2 separate regions of the Homo sapiens genome follow, and region 2 is linked to region 1. A link is a loop called in an ENCODE intact Hi-C map of the cell type or tissue named here. Cell type or tissue: Calu3. All regions are shown on one strand. Each heading gives the region's core, and the rest is flanking DNA. Links, peaks and the distances in the headings are about the cores only.

Evidence for each region. Peaks named below come from ENCODE experiments on the same cell type or tissue, not always from the same donor. Only the 100,000 strongest peaks of a DNase experiment are listed, where the experiment ranks them.
Region 2: it touches region 1 in a loop (6-fold over the local background); 81 of 110 quality-filtered maps call a loop at or near these places.

Annotation. Positions count from the first base shown.
Region 1 is chr3:41,890,561-41,897,119 of GRCh38, reverse strand. ULK4 (unc-51 like kinase 4) reads left to right here. Exons shown (of 37, transcript NM_017886.4): 15 at 117-298; 16 at 1,556-1,602. Among named protein-coding and RNA genes, the nearest start is that of ULK4, 68 kb to the left of the region's middle. In Calu3, for the core only: no CTCF peak of the experiment used is centred there; a DNase peak (open chromatin) is centred at 2,949.
Region 2 is chr3:42,177,839-42,181,838 of GRCh38, reverse strand. All of the region lies in intron 3 of TRAK1 (trafficking kinesin protein 1), which reads right to left. Among named protein-coding and RNA genes, the nearest start is that of CCK, 86 kb to the left of the region's middle. In Calu3, for the core only: no CTCF peak of the experiment used is centred there; DNase peaks (open chromatin) are centred at 259, 698 and 2,288.

The DNA of each region.
Region 1 (6,559 bases), core at 1,367-5,366:
AGTGTAATGTTTGTCCTCATCTTAGCTGTCGTAATTCTGTGTTTATTTCTTATGTAATGTTTCCAGCAGTTCTTTTTCTCATCATATGTACTTTTATTATTTTCTTTCCATCGCAGTGGATAAGTTATTATTTCTGAAAGATCAAGATTGGAATGACTTTTTGCAACAAGTGTGCTCGCAGATCGACTCCACTGAGAAGAGCATGGGGGCCTCCCGAGCCAAGCTGAATCTCCTTTGCTATTTGTGCGTGGTGGCTGGTCACCAGGAGGTGGCCACCAGGCTCCTCCATTCCCCCCTGGTAAGCCTGTGTGACATGCCTTATGCATTTTAATTTGTGTTTTTATAGAGGCTCAAACAAGTGCTAAAATAACAATTTGATTTAACTACCACAAAAAAACTGATTTATCACGATTTTAGGTTTATGAAAATTATCCTCTGCTTAATCCTTAGGTCCTAAAGTAGATGACAGTAGATGGTGATTTTGAACTTATTTTGTTTGTTTGTTTGTAATACTCAGGTTTCCATTTTATGTTAACTTGTAAGATTTAAAAAAAAATCTGAAATCAGGCTGGGCGTAGTGGCTCATGCCTGTAATCCCAGCACTTTGGGAGGCCAAGGTGGGTGGATCACCTGAGGTCAGGAGTTCGAAACCAGCCTGGCCAACATGGTGAAACCCTGTCTCTACTAAAAGTACAAAATTAGCTGGGTGTGGCAGTGCACTCCTGTAATCCCAGCTACTTGGGAGGCTGAGGCAGGAGAATCACTTGAACCCGGGAGGCAGAGGTTGCAGTGAGCTGAGATCGCACCACAGCACTCCAGCCTGGGCAAAAAAAGTGAAACTCCATCTCAAAAAATAAAAATAAAAAAAAAGTGATATCATAAGACAGACCTTTTACCTTCTCATTAGTGACTGGAATGAACTCCCCATGTGGAATGGGTCGGGGGTGTCGGTTCCTTTACTGGGTCATCTGGTAAACTGCAGGGTTTCTGATGTGACATTGAAGGAAGACATCAATCCTCTAAGACATTTTTTTCCTCTTCCCCTGGGAATATTACTTTTTGGACTGTCTTGGTCTGTTGGTAAGCTCAAGGGAATTTGTCAGAGTTTTTTTGGTTTTTGTTTCTTTTGGCTCATGTTTAAGCATCGATTGGCAGAGTTTTTGAAGTCATCCTCAGAGAGGAATTACAGTGGTTCGGAGGTGTTTTCTATAGTGGTCCCTCATTTGGGAATTGGCTTGAAAAAATTTAAGTTCATTTGCTTCCAGGATAGTATTAAGGTTACTTTTTTTGATAGTTGGTGTGTGTCTATCAGGTAAGGGCAGTCATTTAGCGAATATAAAGTGGTAGGAGAAACTAAAAATACTGTTCTTAGTTTTTATTTTAATCTTATTCGTATACTAGTGCCTTTGTAATTTAGTAAATACCATTTTTGGTGTACAGTGTAAATTTCCTTTGTATAAAGTCCTGAGCTGTTAACTTTGCTGTCATTTTCTGTGTTTTGTGACTTAAACATTTTAATTTTTTCTTTTCTTTACACTTAAATTTCTTATTCTAGTTCCAATTGCTAATCCAGCATTTGCGGATAGCTCCAAACTGGGATATGTAAGTAACGTTTATATTTTAAAAATTATTTTTCATGACTTTATTAAGTAGTTACAGAGCACATATTTATCAAAAGCAGAGTCCTAAATAATTATCATAAATTATTCTGATGTAATGATGACTCTACTCATAGGCAATTTTTATGGGCATTCCAATGATAAATTTTAGAATATTAAAAATAGCCCTTCTCCTAATATTACAAATACAATTCTGGGATTATCTAAGGTACTCCTGGAAACTTTATTAACTGTTATTGTTTTTTTATTTTCTTAGAGACAAGGTCTCTCACTATGTTGCACAGGCTGGTTTTGAACTCCTGGGCTCAAGTGATTCTCCCATCTCTGACTCCCAAAGTGTTAGGATTACAGGTGTGAGCCACTGTGCCTGGCTAACTGTTACTGTTTTGAGTATTGATTATAAAATACTTAAACCCTGATCCCTGTGTATTAATTTAGTTATACTTCCTCGAAGTTTCCCTTGGCCACCCTTATCTTTCCCTCATGTAGCACATAGCTTCCCTAGATGTTATTTACAATCTAATGGGATTATGATTTATAAACTCCCGATGGAAGGAAGTGTCCTTGCTTTTTACAGAAGCAACATACCAGGTGGAGAGCACAGTAGATCAAGTGTTAGAAGGCTCTGGGTTCTGTTTGCCAATAAGACTTGGCCAAATGATTATCTTTTTCTCAATCTCTGCTTCCTGGGGACTGTGGGTGGGACAAGGAAATGGCATAGGTTTAGGATTCAGACAGACCTGGGTGTGGATCAAAGATCAGCTTTCTGGGCCAAGTACTTTAATTGCTGAGCCTCAGTTTCCTCATCTGTAAAATTGGGATGGGATAACTGCTTCATAGATTTTTGGTAATTATTCAACTTTGAATGAGGTAAATATATGAGATACCTTGTATAGTGCCTGATTCTTAGTGGGTATTTCATTTACAATGGGGTTGGGGTTGTAGAAGTTGTAGTTATTATCATCAAGCTTGCTTATCTCATGATTGTTAGGACAGGCACATGAAAAAATGGAGGCGAAAGGATTTTGTGGATTGTGGCACTGGTATGATAATAATTATTCTTCTATGTTGGTGAAATATGGGTGAACCAATAGAAGTTTAGAAAATGCTTAATAATAAGGGTAGTTCTTACTATACATCTTCTAATGTTACTCTCCCAAAGTAAAATCTGGTAATAAAAAGTAGGATTTTTAGGTAATGGTTGAGTATTTAATACTTTGAGAAGGCTCATGGTATGCTCATTAAAAATGAATCAATGAAATACTTATTTAAACACCTTTATTTAAAATGTGTTATATCCTTGAATGGGGTGCCCCCTGCTGACATTTTAAAACAGACATTCCAGATCATTTCCAAGTACAGTCATCCTTCTGTATCAGCCCGGAGATTGGTTTTAGTATCCCCTTGGATACCAAAATTCACACATACTGTTTTTTTCCCCCACTTTTAAAAATTGAAGTTTGATTGTAAAACAGTTTTAATTTGAATAAAGTGATACTGAGGTAGACAAGTTCTCTGGTAGGAATCCTCTTTTATTCTTTCTCCATTCAAAGCCACTTCCAGCGACGTTTTCTCTGACCTCAGGTTATATTACCTTGACAGCATATGATAAAGGGTCCTTAACTTAGTCTGGGAGATAATTATTATTGACGTAGATATATTTATTCTTTAGTTTTGTTTTGTATATAAAAAATTAGAATCACATGATATAATTTTATGTTTGTTTTCCCCTGTAACATATATATTACGTATTGTAAATGTTATTATTAACATTTAAAAATAAAATACATAATACTTAAGATAAACTTTTTATATGTTGTGAATATCTGATCATTTTATTTACTATTTTTGGATAGTATTATAATGTTGTAAATAATATTTTGATGAACATTTTTGAGAATAAATCTTTGTGCCTGCTTTTTCTTTTTCTCTTTAGGGAAGATTTGTAGAATTAGAACAGATGGATAGAAGGCAGTAAATATTTTTGTGACTTCTGAAAAATTGCTGAAATACTCTTAAAAAAATTGTATCAATATATAATCCCAGTCAATGTGTTTAAAATGCCTTTTGTTAGAACTTCCAACATTGAGTATTTATCAAATTGTATATCCTTTTATCCTTGCCAGTCAACTTTGAGGTATAATTCACATATAGTAATAGTGTAATACTGTAATTTAAAAAATTTGTTAATTGTAAATTATGCATAATTTAAAATATTCCATTTTAGCCATTTTTATGTATATAATGGCATTTAGTTCATTCTCATTGTTGTATAACCATCACCACTATTCATTTCCAAAACTTTTTCATCATCTTAAACAGAAGCTCTTTACCCATTAAACAGTAACTTCCCCTTTCCTTCCCCAGTCCTGGTAACCTATACTCTACTTATTCTATCTTTGTGAATTTGCTTATGGTGAGTACCTCATATTGCTACTGAAATATCAAGGGGTTTGGTTTAAGTCCTGTTGCTCACAGCACAGAAAGCCAATCACGGAGACAATGAGTGTTGCTAGGGAAGAAGGCTTCAATTGGGTGCTGCAGCTAAGGAGATGGGAGATCAGTCTCAAATTTGTCTCCTCAACTGACTAAAACCAGGGATGTATTTAGCAGGGAAGAAATATAACCATGTATGGGAAAACAGGAATCAAGGAAGGGTGAGGAAGAGGAATTGGTCAACAGGAAGCAGGTAGTTGGTTAGGCAATTGTAATGGGTGAGGGGGTCTGGTGTCTTATGGTCCAGATATGGTGATTTGGTAAGTTTCAGTTCCTTGATAACTATCTGGGAGGCCTGATGGTTGGTTTCCCAAGAAAGGAACTCAGATAAGACAAATGTAACTTCCTCAAGTTTTAAGACTGGGAGGGTCAATTTCTACGTTTATTTTAAAAGACTGTAAACATCAGTTCTATAGGACAATTGGGCTGGTTTCATTTGCAAGGTTCATCCATGTTATAACTAACATGTGTCAGCATTTCATTCCTTTTTAAGGCTGAATAATATTCCGTTGTATGCATATACTACATTTTGTTTATCTTTTCATCTGTTGTTGGGCACTGGCTTGTTTATATCTTTTGGCTATTGTGAACAATGCTGCTGTGAACATTAGTGTTTTCTGTTTTTGTTTTTTGCTAACAGCTATCCTGATGGGTGTGAAGTAGTATCTTACAGTTTTGATTTGTATTTTGTGACTAGTGATGTTGAACATCTTTTCGTGTGATTGTTGGCTATTTGTATATCTTCTTTGGAGAAAGATCTAGTCAAGTCATTTGCCAATTTTTGAACTGAGTTTTATGTTGTTGAGTTGTAGGTATTTTTTATATATTCTAGATATTAACCCCTTGTCAGATAAATGATTGCAAATATCTTCTCTCATTACATAGGTTGCTTTTTACTGTGGCAAGTGCCTTTTTGAGATATGAATTTAGGAGGAATTTTTCTATTTTTCAAATAAGAGTTTTATACTTGAATAAGGTAAAGTAAATGCTCATCCATCATAAATTTTTTAATTAAAAACATAGTTTTCCTGTTTCTTTGCTGTAGTTCTTCTCTTGGTTGATTAGATTTTATCATTTGGTAGGTTTTTTTTTGTTTGTTTGAGACGGAGTCTCGCTCAGTCACTCAGGCTGGAGTGCAGTGGCACAATCTCAGCTCACTGCAACCTCTGCCTCCCGGGTTCAAGTGATTCTTCTGCTTCAGCCTCCCGAGTAGCTGGGATTATAGGCACCTGCCATCATGCCCGGCTAATTTTTGTATTTTTGTAGAGATGAGGTTTTACCGTGTTGGCCAGATGGTCTCCAACTCCTGATCTCAGGTGATCCACCTGCTCTGGCCTCCCAAAGTGCTGGGATTATAGGCATGAGCCACCGCGCCTGGCTGTTAGTATTTTTTGTTTGTTTTCAAGAAGGCCTCTCAGTGGCTTACCTCTGTGCCATGCTTTGGAGTTTGAGCTCTCTTCCTTGTACTAACTGTAGTTCTGTAGGACTTGTGGGTAAACCTTACCTTTTTTTTTTTTTTCCCTCTTCTGTGTGACTTGTTTGAGTTAGCTTTTCTTTTCATTTCAGGCCTGTAAATTTTACTAGATTGTCTCTAGGAATCTCTTTTTACTAATTTGCTCCTTCCTGCCTGCCTGCCTGCCTCCCTCCCTCCCTCCCTCCCTCCAGTCCCGTCTTGTCCCGTCCCTTCCTTCCCCGCTCCCGTCCCTTCCTTCCCCGCTCCCGTCCCTTCCTTCCCCGCTCCCGTCCCTTCCTTCCCCGCTCCCGTCCCTTCCTTCCCCCTCCCGTCCCTTCTTTCCCCGCTCCCATCCCTTCTTTCCCCCTCCTGTCCCTTCCTTCCCCCTCCCGTCCCTTCCTTCCCCGCTCCCGTCCCTTCCTTCCCCGCTCCCGTCCCTTCCTTCCCCCCTCCCGTCCCTTCTTTCCCCCTCCCGTCCCTTCCTTCCCCCCTCCCGTCCCTTCTTTCCCCCTCCCGTCCCTTCTTTCCCCCTCCCGTCCCTTCTTTCCCCCTCCCGTCCCTTCTTTCCCCCTCCCGTCCCTTCTTTCCCCCTCCCGTCCCTTCTTTCCCCGCTCCCGTCCCTTCTTTCCCCCTCCCGTCCCTTCTTTCCCCCTCCCGTCCCTTCCTTCCCCCTTCTGTCCCTTTCTTCCCCGCATCCCTTCCTTCCCCCCTTCCGTCCCTTCCTTCCCCCCTCCCATCCCTTCCTTCCCCCATCCCGTCCCTCCTGTCCCTCCTGTCCCTCCCGTCCCTCCCGTCCCTCCCGTCCCTCCTGTCCCTTCCTTCCCTCCCGTCCCTCCTGTCCCTTCCTTCCCTTCTTTTCTTTCTGTTTATTTTGAGACAGAGTCTTGCTCTGTCGCCCAGGCTGGAGTGCAGTGGCGCGATCTTGGCTCACTGCAACCTCCACCTCCCGGGTTCAAGGATTCTCCTGCCTCAGCCTCCCGAGTAGCTGGGA
Region 2 (4,000 bases), core at 1-4,000, 290 kb before region 1:
AGAGGCTGACTGAAAATTAGCACCTAGTCCAAGTGGTTTCAGGTGGATTTGGTTAAAACTGCAATACCAATGTTCACTTCTCTTTGGAAGTATAGTCTCCAAAAATCTAACTCAAGTCTACCTAATGTCTCTACTAGAACTAGTTCTCAGACTGAACACTCAGCAGTTGCTTCATCAGTGCTCCTCAGCTCACTACCTGACTACCTGGTCTGCATTGCCTTCATGCATCCAGGCTGCCAAGTTCCAACAAGCGCTGATATTTTGCATGCCTTCGCCACATTTTTTGTTGGTTTTTGATATGGAGTCTCGATCTGTCGCCCAGGCTGGAGTGCAGTGGCATGATCTCAGCTCACTGCAACCTCCGCTACCTAGGTTCTAGTGATTCTCCTGCCTCAGCCTCCCAAGTAGCTGGGACTACAGGCACACGCCACCTCGCCCAGCTAATTTTTGTATTTTTGGTAGAAATGGCGTTTCACCATGTAGGCCAGGCTAGTATCGGACTCCTGACCTCAAGTAATCTGCCCACCTCAGCCTCCCAAAGTGCTGGGATTACAGGCGTGAGCCACTGCGCCCGGCCTTTAGCCGCATTTTGTACGCACATTTCAATGCAAACAAATCAAGCACACAGCATAATAATGAAGATGGCTCAGGCATGGCAAGGGACTGCCAGAGCACCTGAAGGATGCGGAAGGCTTCCAGCACACAAACGGCCAGAAACCAACAGGAATTGGGAGACAGGAAGGGAAAGAGAAACAAGTAGAGCAATGAGCTCAACAATGAAGTCCTTTGTCCTACCTGTCACACCTCAAACCCTGCACCTAAGGGCTGCCTCGCCTCTTCTTGCCCCACTAAGGACAAACACTTCCCTGGTCTATACCAGAAATGTAATCTTTAGAGTAATTTTAAAGAACACTCTCTGCCAGAAGAAAAAGCAAGAAGTCACAGCAAATTGTATAAAAATATACTTAGAATAAGATCTAGTATCTGATAGCACAATAGGGTGGTTACAATTAACAATAATTTATTGCACATTGAAAAATACCTACAAGTATAATTGGAATGTTTGTAACACAAAGGAATGATACATGCTTGAAGTGATGATATCCCTTTCTTTCTCCACCCTCCACCTTTTTTTCCTTTTTCTTTTTTTTTTTTTTTTTTGAGACAGGTCTCACTCTATCGCCTAGGCCGGAGTGCAGTGGCACAATTACAGCTCACCATAGCCTCAAACTCCTGGGCTCAAGCAACCCTCCCACTTCACTTTCTGAGTAGCTAGGACCACAGGCATGCACCACCATGCCTATCTAATTTTTGGAATGCAGGTTTGGGCAAAGTTTTCCTCTTCTTCAGTTACAGCGTCTAACTTTTTGTAGAGACAGGGTCTCACTATGCTACCCAGGCTGGTCTCAAACTTCTGGCCTCAAGCAATCCTCCCACCTCAGCCTCCCAAAGTGTCTGGATTACAGGTGTGAGCCACGTTGCTCAGCCTGATACCCTATTTACCCTGATGTGATTATTATGCAGCATATGCCTTTATCAAAGTATCTCATGTACCCCATAAATATATATACCTACTATGTACTTAAAAAATTGAAAATAAAAAGTTACATTAAAAATATTTATAGATAAAATGAAAATTTAAACAGAAACGTTATTGTAGTGTCTCTAGTTTTTTCTCTTTAATTTTACTGAGGCAACAAGCTGGTTGGGTTTTTCTTTGAGAATTATAAGAATGAAAAAAACCTCCCATTTCTCTAGCCAAAATATGATTAATGTTTACTTCTAAAAACAAGAAAACAGGTTGGGCGTGGCAGCTTATGTCTGTAATCCCAACACTTTGGGAGCCCAAGGTGGGAGAATCAGGAGTTTGAGAAGGCCAGGAGTTTAAGACCAGCCTGGGCAACATAGTGAGACACCATCCCTACCAAAAAAAAAGGATAAAAACAAGAAAACAGCTAGAAGATGGCCACTGGATTAAACTACAATGAGAAAAAGAGACCACAAACAAGTAATTTAGGCCCTTGGAAATAAGGTATTAAAAGAACTAGTTCCTTTATTCCCCCAAGAAATGAGGCAAGGTAGAGCTCATTCTAACTGCCTGCTCCCTCTCCTCACTATGCTTTAAAAGCATAGACTTAAAAAAGACTGTAACTTGAGTCTCAGCCCCTTTTTACCAATGAACTCTTGCACTGACTGACACACCCACTAGAGATTCCAAACAGCCTGCCGCCTACACTTAGCAACTGACTCATCTCATTCACCAATTTCAGGATAAAAAGCATGACTAAGGGGCCAGTGGAATCACCCTCTCTGTAACCGAGGAGGAGGCAAGCTCTGCCCAAAGGTGCATTCCAGACAGCAGCAAGCCCAGGTGAGCCACAGCATCCTCTTCCCCTTAAAACCAGAAGCGAACTCTCCACGCTGGTGGAAGGCTGTGCTTTGGGATCCTGTGCGAATCCCCCATTTGCCTGCCTGTGGCAGGCATGGAAATCATAGCAAGAGAACAGAAGAAACAGAGCCAAAGCCCAGGAAAACCACCGCACAGTGCAACAGCCACATGACTGGGACAGTTAGACTTTAACCAGGACACCCTCCTAGTTCCAAGGAAAGGCAGTAACTCAGGCATGAATCTTATCAGGACAGGAACAGAATGGCATTAGACATGGAACACAAAGACATAAACAGACGCTGTTGCCATGAAGACCCTTTAAAAATAAAACAGGCTGGGTACGGTGGTTCATGCCTATAATCCCAGCACTTTGGGAGGTCAAGGTGAGAGAATTTTTTAATTTAAAAATGTGAGAGATTCAAATAAACAGTGGCTGTAGTTTGCTTCTAATTTTGTTTTGTTTTGTTTTATTTTTTGAGACAGAGTCTCGCTCTGGTGCCCAGGTGGAGTGCAGTGACATGATCTCGGTGCACGGCAATCTCCACCTCCAGAGCTCAAGCGATCCTCCTACCTCAGCCTCCCGAGTAGCTGGGATTACAGGCACAGGCCACCATACCTGGCTAATTTTTGTATTTTTTGTAGACACATGGTTTGGCCATGTTGGCAAGGCTGGTCTCAAACTCCTGTGCTCAAGTGATCTACCTGTCTTGGCCTCCCAAAGTGCTGGGATTTATAGGCATAAGACACTGCACCAGGCCAGGAGGACTGTTTGAGCCTCAGAGTTTAATATCAGCCTGGGCAATATAAGGAGATCCCGCCTCCACAAAAAATAAAAAATAAATTGTTCATCCAGCTGGATGAACAAAACAAACAGGACTATGGGGTGACTCCTATGCCTGGGGCTCAGCAAGGGCACAGACTACCTGGGGATGGAGTTGGGGCCATCTTCAAAGGTCCCCGGCAGGCCCTGCAGCACAAGACTGAGAAGCAGGAAAGAACCAACGCAGTTAAATGCCATAGAAGGCCAAGGGCGGGAGAGCAGGAGCCATGTCCCCAGTGACAGTGAAGGTTCAGGACAGTGAAGAGGAGGGTTCAGGACCTTGAGCAATGGGTGGCCTTGACTACACAGCGAGGAGCTTTACAGAAAGGGTGAGCGGGTCACAGAGGGCATGGACGGTGGCAGCTGCAAGGAAGAGTAAAGCAGAGAGAAGCTACAATCTCACTGCTGAGGCCCCAAGAGCTTGAGTGGTGGCCGCCTTGGAATAAAAATAAAGGTACAGATTAGGACCCCTCTCAGAAGACTCAATGACCCGAACGGGGTGATGAGCGGGTGCCGGAAGCACTTTGTAAGATCTGGAGAGCACTGTTGGGGGAAACAGATGCAGCAGAAAGGGGTCAGTGATTAACCATTTTCAAAAGTCGGTGGTGCCAACCAAGGCAGCCTGCCACGTGGCTAACACCAAAGACAGCTGCAACTGGAGTGACACCCAAAGGCTGAAGGTCGGTCCCCCAAAATACCGCCCTTGACACCCTGTCACATAGCCAAAAACCCTGACATCACTTCTGGGGAGCTGATGAGTTTGTGACTTCCCCACGTCAGAGGATCAAACA